Regions from separate parts of the Homo sapiens genome. Here region 1 is linked to region 2. A link is a loop called in an ENCODE intact Hi-C map of the cell type or tissue named here. Cell type or tissue: endothelial cell of umbilical vein. All regions are shown on one strand. Each heading gives the region's core, and the rest is flanking DNA. Links, peaks and the distances in the headings are about the cores only. Region 1 has its middle 120 kb from the start of LINC02181. Region 2 holds the start of FOXC2-AS1 (FOXC2 antisense RNA 1).

Region 1 (8,850 bases), core at 3,972-6,471, 610 kb after region 2:
CACAGTCGCAAGGTCCTTCACCCGGCCCCATCCCCTGCCTCCACCTGGAAGTGACTGTCCCCATGGCCTCCTTACTGGCCCAGCCCCGCCCACCTCCTGGCCTTTGCAGTCCTGCTTCCTCTGCCTGGGCTGCTCTTCCCTGAGACAACAGCGCAGCTCCATCTCTCACTTGCTCCAGGTCACAAACCATCATCCCAGAGCTTTCCTAAACCCACTCCCTAAACCGTGGCACCCACCCTACCGCCCTCTTCAGCCTGGCCCTTCTTGAATGTCCTATTTTCTACTTAAGCTAAGGAAAAAAATGCAATTCAAAGGTGGGGAAGTGTTTGTTTTTTTTTTGTTTTTTTTTTTTTTTTTTTTTTTTTTGAGATGGAGTCTCCCTCTGTTGCCCAGGCTGGAGTACAGTGGCGCAATCTGTGCTGACTGCAACCTCTGCCTCCCAGATTCAACCGATTCTCCTGCCTCAGCCTCCTGAGTAGCTGGGATTACAGGTGCGTGCCACCATGCCCAGCCAATTGTTTTTGTATTTTTAGTAGAGACAGGGTTTCACCACGTTGGTCAGGCTGGTCTCGAACTCCTGACCTCGTGATCCGCCGCCTCAGCCTCCCAAAGTGCTGGGATGACAGGTGTGAGCCACCTCGCCCGGCCGGGGAAGATTTTTAAACATTGAAAGGGCATAAAATTCCAAATAAAGGCAAGTCCATTAAAAATAATAATAATACGCTCTTGATCCTACTTTTGTGAGTACGATTTTTTGGAATCAGGCGTATGCCAGAATGGGTGGACACCAGTGGGATTCTCCTGGTCTGTGTTCCTCCCAGGCAGAGGTGAGATGAGGCCTTGGGAGGAAGTGGCTGGGGAGGCTGGTGGCCCCAGCAAGCACGAGGGAGGAGCAAGGAGACTGAGGCAGAGAAAAGAGGCCAGCCTGTGGGGTGCATTAAAGGCAAGCCCAGGGGCACACCAGACATCAGACCTACTGGGGGCCTCTGAGGGGCATGTGGAACATGCTCCCGAATCACCCACTGCCTTCCCCGGAAACCTACAGAGCTGCAGGGACCTGGGCAACCCAGGGATGCAGGACAGGCATGGGCAGCGTCCAGCCCCGGTCAGGACACTTTTGTGGTGAATTCTTCCACTTCTTGATAATCATTCTCAAAGACACATTTTGTTTGCAGAAGCAGGTGATTTTATTTTATTTATTTTTTATTTATTTATGTTTTTATTTTTTTGAGGCCGAGTGTCGCCTGCTGCCCAGGCTGGAGTGTAGTGGCAGGATCTTGGCTCACTGCAACTTCCACCTCCTGGGTTCAAGTGATTCTCCTGCCTCAGCCTCCTGAGTAGCTGGGATTACAGGCACCCACCACCATGCCCAACTAATTTTTGTATTTTTAGTAGAGACAGGGTTTCACCATGTTGTCCAGGCTGGTCTCAAACTCCTGGGCTCAAGTGATCTGCCACCTCGGCCTCCCAAAGTGCTGGGATTACAGGTGTGAGCCACCCCACCAGGCCAGAAAAAGGTGATTTTAAAGACTCTTAACCAACTTTGACAACTATTTTACTTTATTTATTTATATTTATTTTGAGATCGGGTCTCACTCTGTCGCCCAGGCTGGAGTGCAGTGGCGCAATCATGGTGCACTGCAGCCTTGACCTCCCAGGCTCAAGCCATCCTCCCATCTCAGCCTCCAGAGTAACTACATGTATGCACCACCACGCCTGGTTACTTTTATGTTTTTTGTAGAGATGAGGTTTCAGCATGTTGCCCAGGCTTGTCTCGAACTCCTCGGCTTAAGCAATCTACCTGCCATGGCTTCCCAAAGCGCCTGTAGTCCCAGCTACTCGGGAGGCTGAGGCAGGAGAATCGCTTGAACCCGTGAGGGAGAGGTTTCAGTGAGCCGAGATCGCGCCACTTCACTCCAGCCTGGGTGACAGAGTGAGACACGGTCTCAAAAATAAATGAATAAATAAATAATCACCTGCCTCTGCTGGGATTACAGGCCTGAGCCACCATGCCCAGCCAACTTGTTTTAAATGTATAAAAACTGAGAGTTTTAAAGACACTCTCTGTGCTTCATCTTTCATCACAGACAAAAGTGATGTTAAAGGGACTGGGGCTGATATGAATAGACTTCGAATTCAGTTGAATATTTCTGGATCAGATATTTCAAAAGAAAGACAGGGTCTTTTCTAGAAATGTCATGTAGGTAGAAGCATCGCATATGTGCCCTTTCACACCTGGCTTCTTCCACTTAGCATGCTTCTGAGGCTTGGTTGTGCTGTTACATGTATCGGTAATTCATTCTTTTTCATTATTGAGTTGAATTCCATTGAACACCGAAAAAAGTGACTTTTAGGGTGTGTACATCACACCTCAATAAAGCTGGTTAGAAATCAATGAGGATAAAGCTCTTCTTTGCGGGCACATGAGCATCCCTGATCCAGGCAGCCTGCCGTGAGCTGAGCGCCCCCAAAGACCACCATGACCTCATCAGAACAGGAGAACCCAAAGCCAGTGAAGACAGACATTCAGAGGACTCCCACCAGCCAGCTTGGGTGCACTGTCAGACACCAGGCTGCTGGCAGCCGAGGCAGGCCTGGGCTTCAGGTTTCCCCACCGCCTCCCCCAATGGAGGGGGTGACACCTGGCACTTTCATGGCAAGACCGGGCACCACAGCACGAGGCACAGCCACCCCAGCCTAGAGAAGACCAGGCTCCTGGGGGCCTGCAAGTCCTGTAGGGTCTGCTCTGCCACCCACCCCAGCCTTCACCTTCCATGTTTCCCTGCTCACTCTGGTCCTGCTCCAGGATCACGCCAAGCTCTGCTCACCACGGGGCCCTTGTCCCTGTCATCTCTCTGCCTGCTGCCCCCCACTGACTTCTTTGGCCAATCCTACCACCGTGACCACCTGCTCAGGAAAGTCCTGCCTCACCTGCAGGCCGGGTCAGCCACGCTCACAGATCTGAGCTGGGTCAGGGAAGGTCCCTGCGGGACGGTGTCCAATGTCTGCCCACTGGACAGAAAGCCCTCGAGGGTAAAGAACAGGCCTGCCCTGCTCACGGCAGTGCCGTCAGCTTAGGGGGCTAAGCAGCCTGGCCCAGATCTGACCATTAAGAGCCACACTCTGAGCTACAAAACTACGTTGCCAAGTGAGGAAATCGGGGATGAAACAACCCATCTCCATCGGACCTTACTCTCCACGGTCCTCAGTGGTCCCCTCTGGGCAGAGAGAGGACGAGGCTCCACTTCACACTGGGCCCGCCTGCGTTTTCCCACAAGGAGCAGAGATGGCGTGTGCAGAGTGAAGACGGATTATGAATGAAGGAAGGAACTGCGCACAGATCCTCCCCCCATGACTGCGGCGGCCCTCGAGGCCCCTTAGGGGTTCAAGGCCCCCATGTGGGGAACACCCAGTTAGATGCCCTCAAAGACCCCCGCCCCTCCAACAGCTGGCGACCTTTCACCCGGCTGACCAGAGGGAAGACCACCAGGGAAGTGGAGGATTGCCAGCGAGGGTCAGGCCCCAGGGGGGCAATGGCATTTCCAGGAGGGGGATTCTGGGGGGTCTCGGGCAGGAAGGGAGGGAGAGGCGGGCAGGAAGGGCTGGGAGGCTGGACAGAGGAGAGCGAGGGGACGAGGGGCACAGGGGCGCAGCTATTGGGGGTTGCAGGGAGGAGGCTGGGTCGGAAGGGGCCGTCCATGCAGCTCTAAAGTCCCCGAAGCTTTCTTCTGTCTCCCCTGTCCTTTATTTGAAGCAAGAAACAAGGGGAGGGAGAAGGCAAGAAAAGAAAAGAAAGAAACGAAGATGACAGAGATAGGGAAGGGAACAGAAAGATGCAGGCACAGGACAGGGACAGAGACAGAGAGGCAGAGGCAGAAGCAGAGGCGAAAGCACACAGAGGCTGAGAGGATCCTGTCAGAGCTAGGAGGAGCCATAGGGCCATCTGCCCATAGAGCCGCCGAGGCCGTCACAGAAACCTTCAGACGGGCCCTAAACGCAGAGACCCTGGAAACGTTCAGAGTAAGCACCGGTCGGTCAGTCGGGGTCAGAGTTATCAGGAACAGCACAACCAAACCAGGCACAGAGAGCCCCTCCACTCTCCCTCTCTCCCCATCCCTCTCCCACTTTCCCTCTGTAGCTCTCTCCCTCTCCCTCCTCTCTTCCTCTCTCTCCCCGCTCCCTCTCTCTCCCTCTCTCCCTTTCTCCCTCCTCTCTCTGCCTCCCTCTCTCCCTTTCTCCCTCCTCTCTCTGCCTCCCTCTCTCCCTTTCTCCCTCCTTCTCTCTCTGCCTCCCTCTCTCTCCCCGTCTCTCTGTCCCTCTCTCTCTCCCTCCATCTCTCTCTCCCCCCTTCCCTCTCTCCCTCCTTCCCTGTCTCTCTCCCTCCTTCCCTCTCTCTCTCCCTCCTTCCCTCTCTCTCTCCCTCTCCCTCTCACTCTCCGTCTCTCTCCTTCCATGTCTCTCCCTCTCCCTCTCTCTCTCCCTCTTCCTCTTTCTTCTCTTATGAATCTCTCTTTTTCTACCTCTCTCCGCTCTCCCTTTCTCTCCCCTCCTCTCTTTCTCCCTCTTTATCTCTCCCTTTGTCTCCCCTTCTCTCTCTCCCCATCTCTCCCCCCTCTCCCTCTCTCTCTCCCTCTGTCTCTGTGTGTCTCTCCCTTTCCGTCCCTCTCCCTCTTCCTCCCCACCCCCACCCCCCTTCCCCCCATTGGTCTCCTGGGTGAGGAGGGGGGCTGATGGAATGCTGTTTCAGGCCAGAGGGTTCCGAGGGCGGAAGGAGGGCACCCACAGCAGGTTCGATGGCAGAGGCCTCTACTCGTTAGGCCTCCCTGGGCCTCACAGCACAGCCCCAATTACGGTTTCGTGTGTCATGCTATTTTGATTCATGTTTCCTGTCTGGAAAACAGACTGGAGTGTTGGGCCCTGGGCCAGGACAGGGGCCGGGAGGGCAGGGGCAGGAACCTGCCCGGTCACTGACCAGAGCCCACTGCAGGAAACGGGAACTTTCCAGGGAGGCAGAACTACAGTCCCTGCCCCACCCCCACAAACAGCCTGAATGCACACAGGGAGGGGGACACTGCTGACCTCTGGCTTGGAGCTGAGTTCAAATCCTGCCTTGCTCAGCCACCCCTTCCAGCCGTGCAGCCTCAGCCCCTCATCCTCCCTGCTGGCCTTGCTGGTCTCATCTGTAAATGGGAAGGCACAGCATTGCCGTGGGTGCACGTGCAAAGTCCCTAAGGAAGCCTGGCACATGCGTGGTTTGTTTTGTTGTCACCCGTATTCCAGTTGTCACTTTAGGGCAGGCGTGAGGCTGGAAAGCGGGAGGAGGAGGCACGGCAGGTGCACAGAGTGTCGGCTCAGTGACCACTGTTCTCGTCTGTAAATGGCTTTGCACCAACACCTACGTCATGGAGTCCTCGGGCAGTCAATGGGTCCATCCATGTGCAGGGCTCAGAAGAGCGCCTGGCACAGAACAGGTGCCACCAATGTGAGCTCCTGCCATCATCGCCACAGCCCTCACTTCCATCACCATCGGAGGCCTGTGAAGCTCTGTGTGGGCCCCCACGGAGTTTCCAGAGCCTCCAGGGCGGACATCACATGCCTGCCATGGGCACCTGCAGCAAGGGGCCACGGAGGTCTCCCCAGCAACACGAGTCCTTTCTCAGAGAGTCCCCAAGATGGTGGCACAACAGCGGGAAGACAGCCCCACCCCTCCCTTCCCAAAGAAGCCAAGATCATCCAAGCCAGGATAAGCCCTCGGAGAACATGGGTGGGGGCCACAGCCATCTTCCTCTGATCAGTAACAGACAAGCCCCGAGCTCCTTCACATGCCAGACAGATTCAGGGGGCAAAGACAGGCAGCCCCTGCCCCCAAGGGCTCACCATCTACCTGAGGGTGCTGTGCCAACAGCACAAGGTCATACCGGGTGTATTACTCATGGCCAAGGAATGGGACAAAGGCTGCACCCCCGCAACACAGAGACCAGGAGGAAGGCAAATGCACTGGGGGTTGTGCCCACAGCTGGGAAGCAGGACAGTAAATCAGCGCTGGCAATAATTTGAAGAAGAATCACATGTGTGTTGTTAAGTGAAGCAACCAAGGTGCAAGATTGTAGATATAGACACACATATATGGACATGCACACGTGTGTACATGCGCATACATAAACATGCATGTACGTGCACATATAGTACACACTTGTGTACATATTCATATACATGCACCCATATATACAAACATGCATGTAAACGTGCTTGTGTGTGCATGCACACATACCTGAGCACACATACATGCGCACATATGCATATATACATACAGTACACCCATATATGCATACAGACAGACATATACATATGCACACATACATGCACACACAGATGCAGACACCTACATACACAGACACATATATGTGTACTCATATATGTAATCACAGATACACAGATACATAGGGTGTAAGAAAGGGAAGAAAAGAATCTGCTTGTATGAAACAGCCAAGTGTCTATCAACAGATGAATGGATAAACAAAATACGGCAGATTCAGACCACACAATATTATTTACCATAACTAGGAAGGAAGGAGGCCGGGTGTGGTGGCTCACACCTGTAATCCCAGCACTTTGGGAGACCGAGGTGGGCGCATCACCCGAGGCCGGGAGTTTGAGACCAGCCTGGCCAACATGGTGAAACCTCTTCTCTACTAAAAACACAAAATTACCCGGGTGTGGTGGCTACTTGGGAGGCTGAGGCAGGAGAATTGCTTAAACCACGGAGGTGGAGGTTGCAGTGAGCTGAGATGGCACCACTGCACTCCAGCTTGGGCGACAAGAGAGAAACTCCATCTCAGAATAAAAAAAAAAAAAAGGAAGGAAGGGCTGACACACATTACAACCTGGAGGAGCCCTGAAAACACGACGCAGAGTGGAAGAGCCAGTCACAAAGGCCATGCAGTGCAGCTTCCGTTCCTATGGAATATCCATCAAAGGCAAATCGGTAGAGAGAGGAGGCAGCTTGGTGTTTGCAGGGGGCCGGGGATTCACTGTCAATGGGCAGGGGGATGTTACTTGGTCAGGGGTAAGGATGCTCTCAAGCTGACTTGGGGGGCGGCTGCACCACTTGGTAAAATTAGTAAAAATCTTTGAGTTGCACACCTCAAATGAGTGAACTTTTTTTTTTTTTGAGACGGAGTCTCGCTCTGTCGCCCAGGCTGGAGTGCAGTGGCGCGATCTCGGCTCACTGCGACCTCCGCCTCCCGGGTTCAAGCGATTCTCCTGCCTCAGCTTCCCGAGTAGCTGGGATTACAGGCACCCGCCACCACGCCCGGCTAATTTTTGTATTTTTATTAGAGACGGGGTTTCACCATGCTGGCCAGGCTGGTCTCGAACTCCCGACCTCAGGCGATCCGCCTGCCTTGGCCTCCCAAAGTGCTGGGATTACAGGCGTGAGCCACCGCGCCCGGCCTGAAATGAGTGAACTTTATGATGAGTAAAATATCCCACAATCAAGTTGTTCTTAAAGAGACTCTGCTTCCTCCCCACCTGTGCTGTGTGGGCTCAGGAAGGGCCCCAGAGAAGCAGATCCCACTGAGGCTGCTGCCCTGTGAAGGGGGCCGGGGCCGGGTGGATCTATGGGAACTGAAGCAGAGCGTCTCAGGAGCCCATCCCGGCTTGACTTTCAACCTATGGGAATATTTGCCCATTCAGATTCACCAATTGTAGATAAGAACGAAATAATGTCCATCTGAGGGGGGATCGCATCCTCCACCTGGCCATCCCAGAACCCAGGACAGAGCGACGCTCCCCCAGTGCTAACCCAGGAGTGGACCCCAGTTCTCCTGAGCCCTTCCAGTGCATATCATGGTGAGACCGGGTGGTGAAGCAAGGGGAACTCGTTGGTGCTTTATCTTCCCTTGCTCTAGGAGGGTAAGGACCACTGCCTTCAGTGACTGCCCTCCGATTTGCTGAGAGCCTCTAGGCACAGCAGTTGCAGCCACGAGCCTGGGTGGGAGGGCGTGAAACATCTTCACTCACTGAGCCCTCCTCATCACCATCCCCATGTTAAAGAAGAAAAAGCTGAAGTGGTGGAGCAGAGATCCAAACCAAACACCAACAACCTGCCCGAGGATTTACAGTTCCAGGTGCCTCTGAAGGGAGCCCAGGGCTTTCTGGGCCTGTAGAGTTCGAAGGCACCAGGTAACTCCTGACTTAGGCCTCCTGCCCCACACTCTGCTCCCAGCACAGAAGTGGCCGCAGGCCCTTTACTCGTCTGCCCCTCTGGAGGAGCCAGAGAGAAACTGGGAGGCCCAGTGGGAAGCCCTTCTGCCCCAGTTCACCAGTGCCTCCCAGTCTAAACAAAACCACAGCCCAGAAGTCCCCAGCCCCTTTAATTAGACTCCCACTGTTCTGCCCAGGAGGACCTCAGACTTAACTGTACAATGTGTTAACCTCCTTGGCTATTCTTGAGCCAACAGTTTGGGAATATTTCACTAGAAAAAAACAATAGCCTTACAGTCCAAGGGTGGGAGTCAGACACAAAGAAGAAACGGATTCTTTTTTTTATTATTGGGATAAAATTCAGATACTATAAAAGTCACCCTTTTAAAGTATGCAATTCAGTGGTTTCTAGTATATTTACAAAATTGTGCAACCATCAGCACTATCAGATTCCAGGACATTTCCATCCCCTCAAAAGAAACCCCATGCCCATTAGCAGTCACTCCCTATTCCCTCTCCTCCCGGCCCCTGCTTTCTGCTGTCTTTGTGGATTTGCCTCTTTTGGAAAACTCACATACGTGGACTCATGCAGTATATGGCTGACATTGTTTGGACATTTGTCCCCACCCATATCTCATGTTGAAT
Region 2 (2,500 bases), core at 1-2,500:
CGTGTCCGACCCCAACGCCCTGGGAGTGGTGCCCTACCTGAGCGAGCAGAATTACTACCGGGCTGCGGGCAGCTACGGCGGCATGGCCAGCCCCATGGGCGTCTATTCCGGCCACCCGGAGCAGTACAGCGCGGGGATGGGCCGCTCCTACGCGCCCTACCACCACCACCAGCCCGCGGCGCCTAAGGACCTGGTGAAGCCGCCCTACAGCTACATCGCGCTCATCACCATGGCCATCCAGAACGCGCCCGAGAAGAAGATCACCTTGAACGGCATCTACCAGTTCATCATGGACCGCTTCCCCTTCTACCGGGAGAACAAGCAGGGCTGGCAGAACAGCATCCGCCACAACCTCTCGCTCAACGAGTGCTTCGTCAAGGTGCCCCGCGACGACAAGAAGCCCGGCAAGGGCAGTTACTGGACCCTGGACCCGGACTCCTACAACATGTTCGAGAACGGCAGCTTCCTGCGGCGCCGGCGGCGCTTCAAAAAGAAGGACGTGTCCAAGGAGAAGGAGGAGCGGGCCCACCTCAAGGAGCCGCCCCCGGCGGCGTCCAAGGGCGCCCCGGCCACCCCCCACCTAGCGGACGCCCCCAAGGAGGCCGAGAAGAAGGTGGTGATCAAGAGCGAGGCGGCGTCCCCGGCGCTGCCGGTCATCACCAAGGTGGAGACGCTGAGCCCCGAGAGCGCGCTGCAGGGCAGCCCGCGCAGCGCGGCCTCCACGCCCGCCGGCTCCCCCGACGGCTCGCTGCCGGAGCACCACGCCGCGGCGCCCAACGGGCTGCCTGGCTTCAGCGTGGAGAACATCATGACCCTGCGAACGTCGCCGCCGGGCGGAGAGCTGAGCCCGGGGGCCGGACGCGCGGGCCTGGTGGTGCCGCCGCTGGCGCTGCCCTACGCCGCCGCGCCGCCCGCCGCCTACGGCCAGCCGTGCGCTCAGGGCCTGGAGGCCGGGGCCGCCGGGGGCTACCAGTGCAGCATGCGAGCGATGAGCCTGTACACCGGGGCCGAGCGGCCGGCGCACATGTGCGTCCCGCCCGCCCTGGACGAGGCCCTCTCGGACCACCCGAGCGGCCCCACGTCGCCCCTGAGCGCTCTCAACCTCGCCGCCGGCCAGGAGGGCGCGCTCGCCGCCACGGGCCACCACCACCAGCACCACGGCCACCACCACCCGCAGGCGCCGCCGCCCCCGCCGGCTCCCCAGCCCCAGCCGACGCCGCAGCCCGGGGCCGCCGCGGCGCAGGCGGCCTCCTGGTATCTCAACCACAGCGGGGACCTGAACCACCTCCCCGGCCACACGTTCGCGGCCCAGCAGCAAACTTTCCCCAACGTGCGGGAGATGTTCAACTCCCACCGGCTGGGGATTGAGAACTCGACCCTCGGGGAGTCCCAGGTGAGTGGCAATGCCAGCTGCCAGCTGCCCTACAGATCCACGCCGCCTCTCTATCGCCACGCAGCCCCCTACTCCTACGACTGCACGAAATACTGACGTGTCCCGGGACCTCCCCTCCCCGGCCCGCTCCGGCTTCGCTTCCCAGCCCCGACCCAACCAGACAATTAAGGGGCTGCAGAGACGCAAAAAAGAAACAAAACATGTCCACCAACCTTTTCTCAGACCCGGGAGCAGAGAGCGGGCACGCTAGCCCCCAGCCGTCTGTGAAGAGCGCAGGTAACTTTAATTCGCCGCCCCGTTTCTGGGATCCCAGGAAACCCCTCCAAAGGGACGCAGCCCAACAAAATGAGTATTGATCTTAAAATCCCCCTCCCCTACCAGGACGGCTGTGCTGTGCTCGACCTGAGCTTTCAAAAGTTAAGTTATGGACCAAATCCCATAGCGAGCCCCTAGTGACTTTCTGTAGGGGTCCCCATAGGTGTATGGGGGTCTCTATAGATAATATATGTGCTGTGTGTAATTTTAAATTTCTCCAACCGTGCTGTACAAATGTGTGGATTTGTAATCAGGCTATTTTGTTGTTGTTGTTGTTGTTCAGAGCCATTAATATAATATTTAAAGTTGAGTTCACTGGATAAGTTTTTCATCTTGCCCAACCATTTCTAACTGCCAAATTGAATTCAAGAAACCGATGTGGGTTTTGTTTCCTGTACAATTATGAGATATAATTCTTTTTCCCATTGTAGGTCTTTTACAAAACAAGAAAATAATTTATTTTTTTGTTGGTGGATAAAGAAGTCAAGTATCTGATACTTTTTATTTACAAAGTGTGATGGTTTTGTATAGTAGGTTCCACCCTGAGTATTCCTAAAAGAAAAAAAAAAAAAAAGCTTAAAAACTCTAACTTCATCTGTGTTTGTCTTACGTGGTCTTAATCGTTGTACTTACCTTAAAATAAACCCATGTTGTTTTTTCTGCCCAAAGTTTGGACAGTGTGTTTGTGTTGTTGCATTTTTTACAAACGAGGTGTGTTTGCAAACCCACCTGCTTTGATTATTTTTGTTACACAGGTGGGTATATGTGTAGACACATAAAAACGACCAGAGA

What was found. A loop is a pair of places that touch in the nucleus more often than their neighbours do. Peaks named below come from ENCODE experiments on the same cell type or tissue, not always from the same donor. Only the 100,000 strongest peaks of a DNase experiment are listed, where the experiment ranks them.
Region 1: it touches region 2 in a loop (5-fold over the local background); 2 of 110 quality-filtered maps call a loop at or near these places.

Annotation. Positions count from the first base shown.
Region 1 is chr16:87,174,316-87,183,165 of GRCh38, forward strand. No RefSeq gene overlaps it. Among named protein-coding and RNA genes, the nearest start is that of LINC02181, 120 kb to the left of the region's middle. RefSeq lists an enhancer at 1-500. In endothelial cell of umbilical vein, for the core only: no CTCF peak of the experiment used is centred there; DNase peaks (open chromatin) are centred at 3,996 and 4,916; H3K27ac peaks cover 924 bases.
Region 2 is chr16:86,567,353-86,569,852 of GRCh38, forward strand. It overlaps FOXC2 (forkhead box C2), which reads left to right. Exons shown (of 1, transcript NM_005251.3): 1 at 1-2,376. The coding sequence ends at 1,489. FOXC2-AS1 (FOXC2 antisense RNA 1) reads right to left here and starts at 409. Exons shown (of 2, transcript NR_125795.1): 1 at 265-409. RefSeq lists enhancers at 1-196, 197-780. In endothelial cell of umbilical vein, for the core only: a CTCF peak has its summit at 1,084; DNase peaks (open chromatin) are centred at 49 and 489; H3K4me3 peaks cover 2,500 bases; H3K27ac peaks cover 2,500 bases.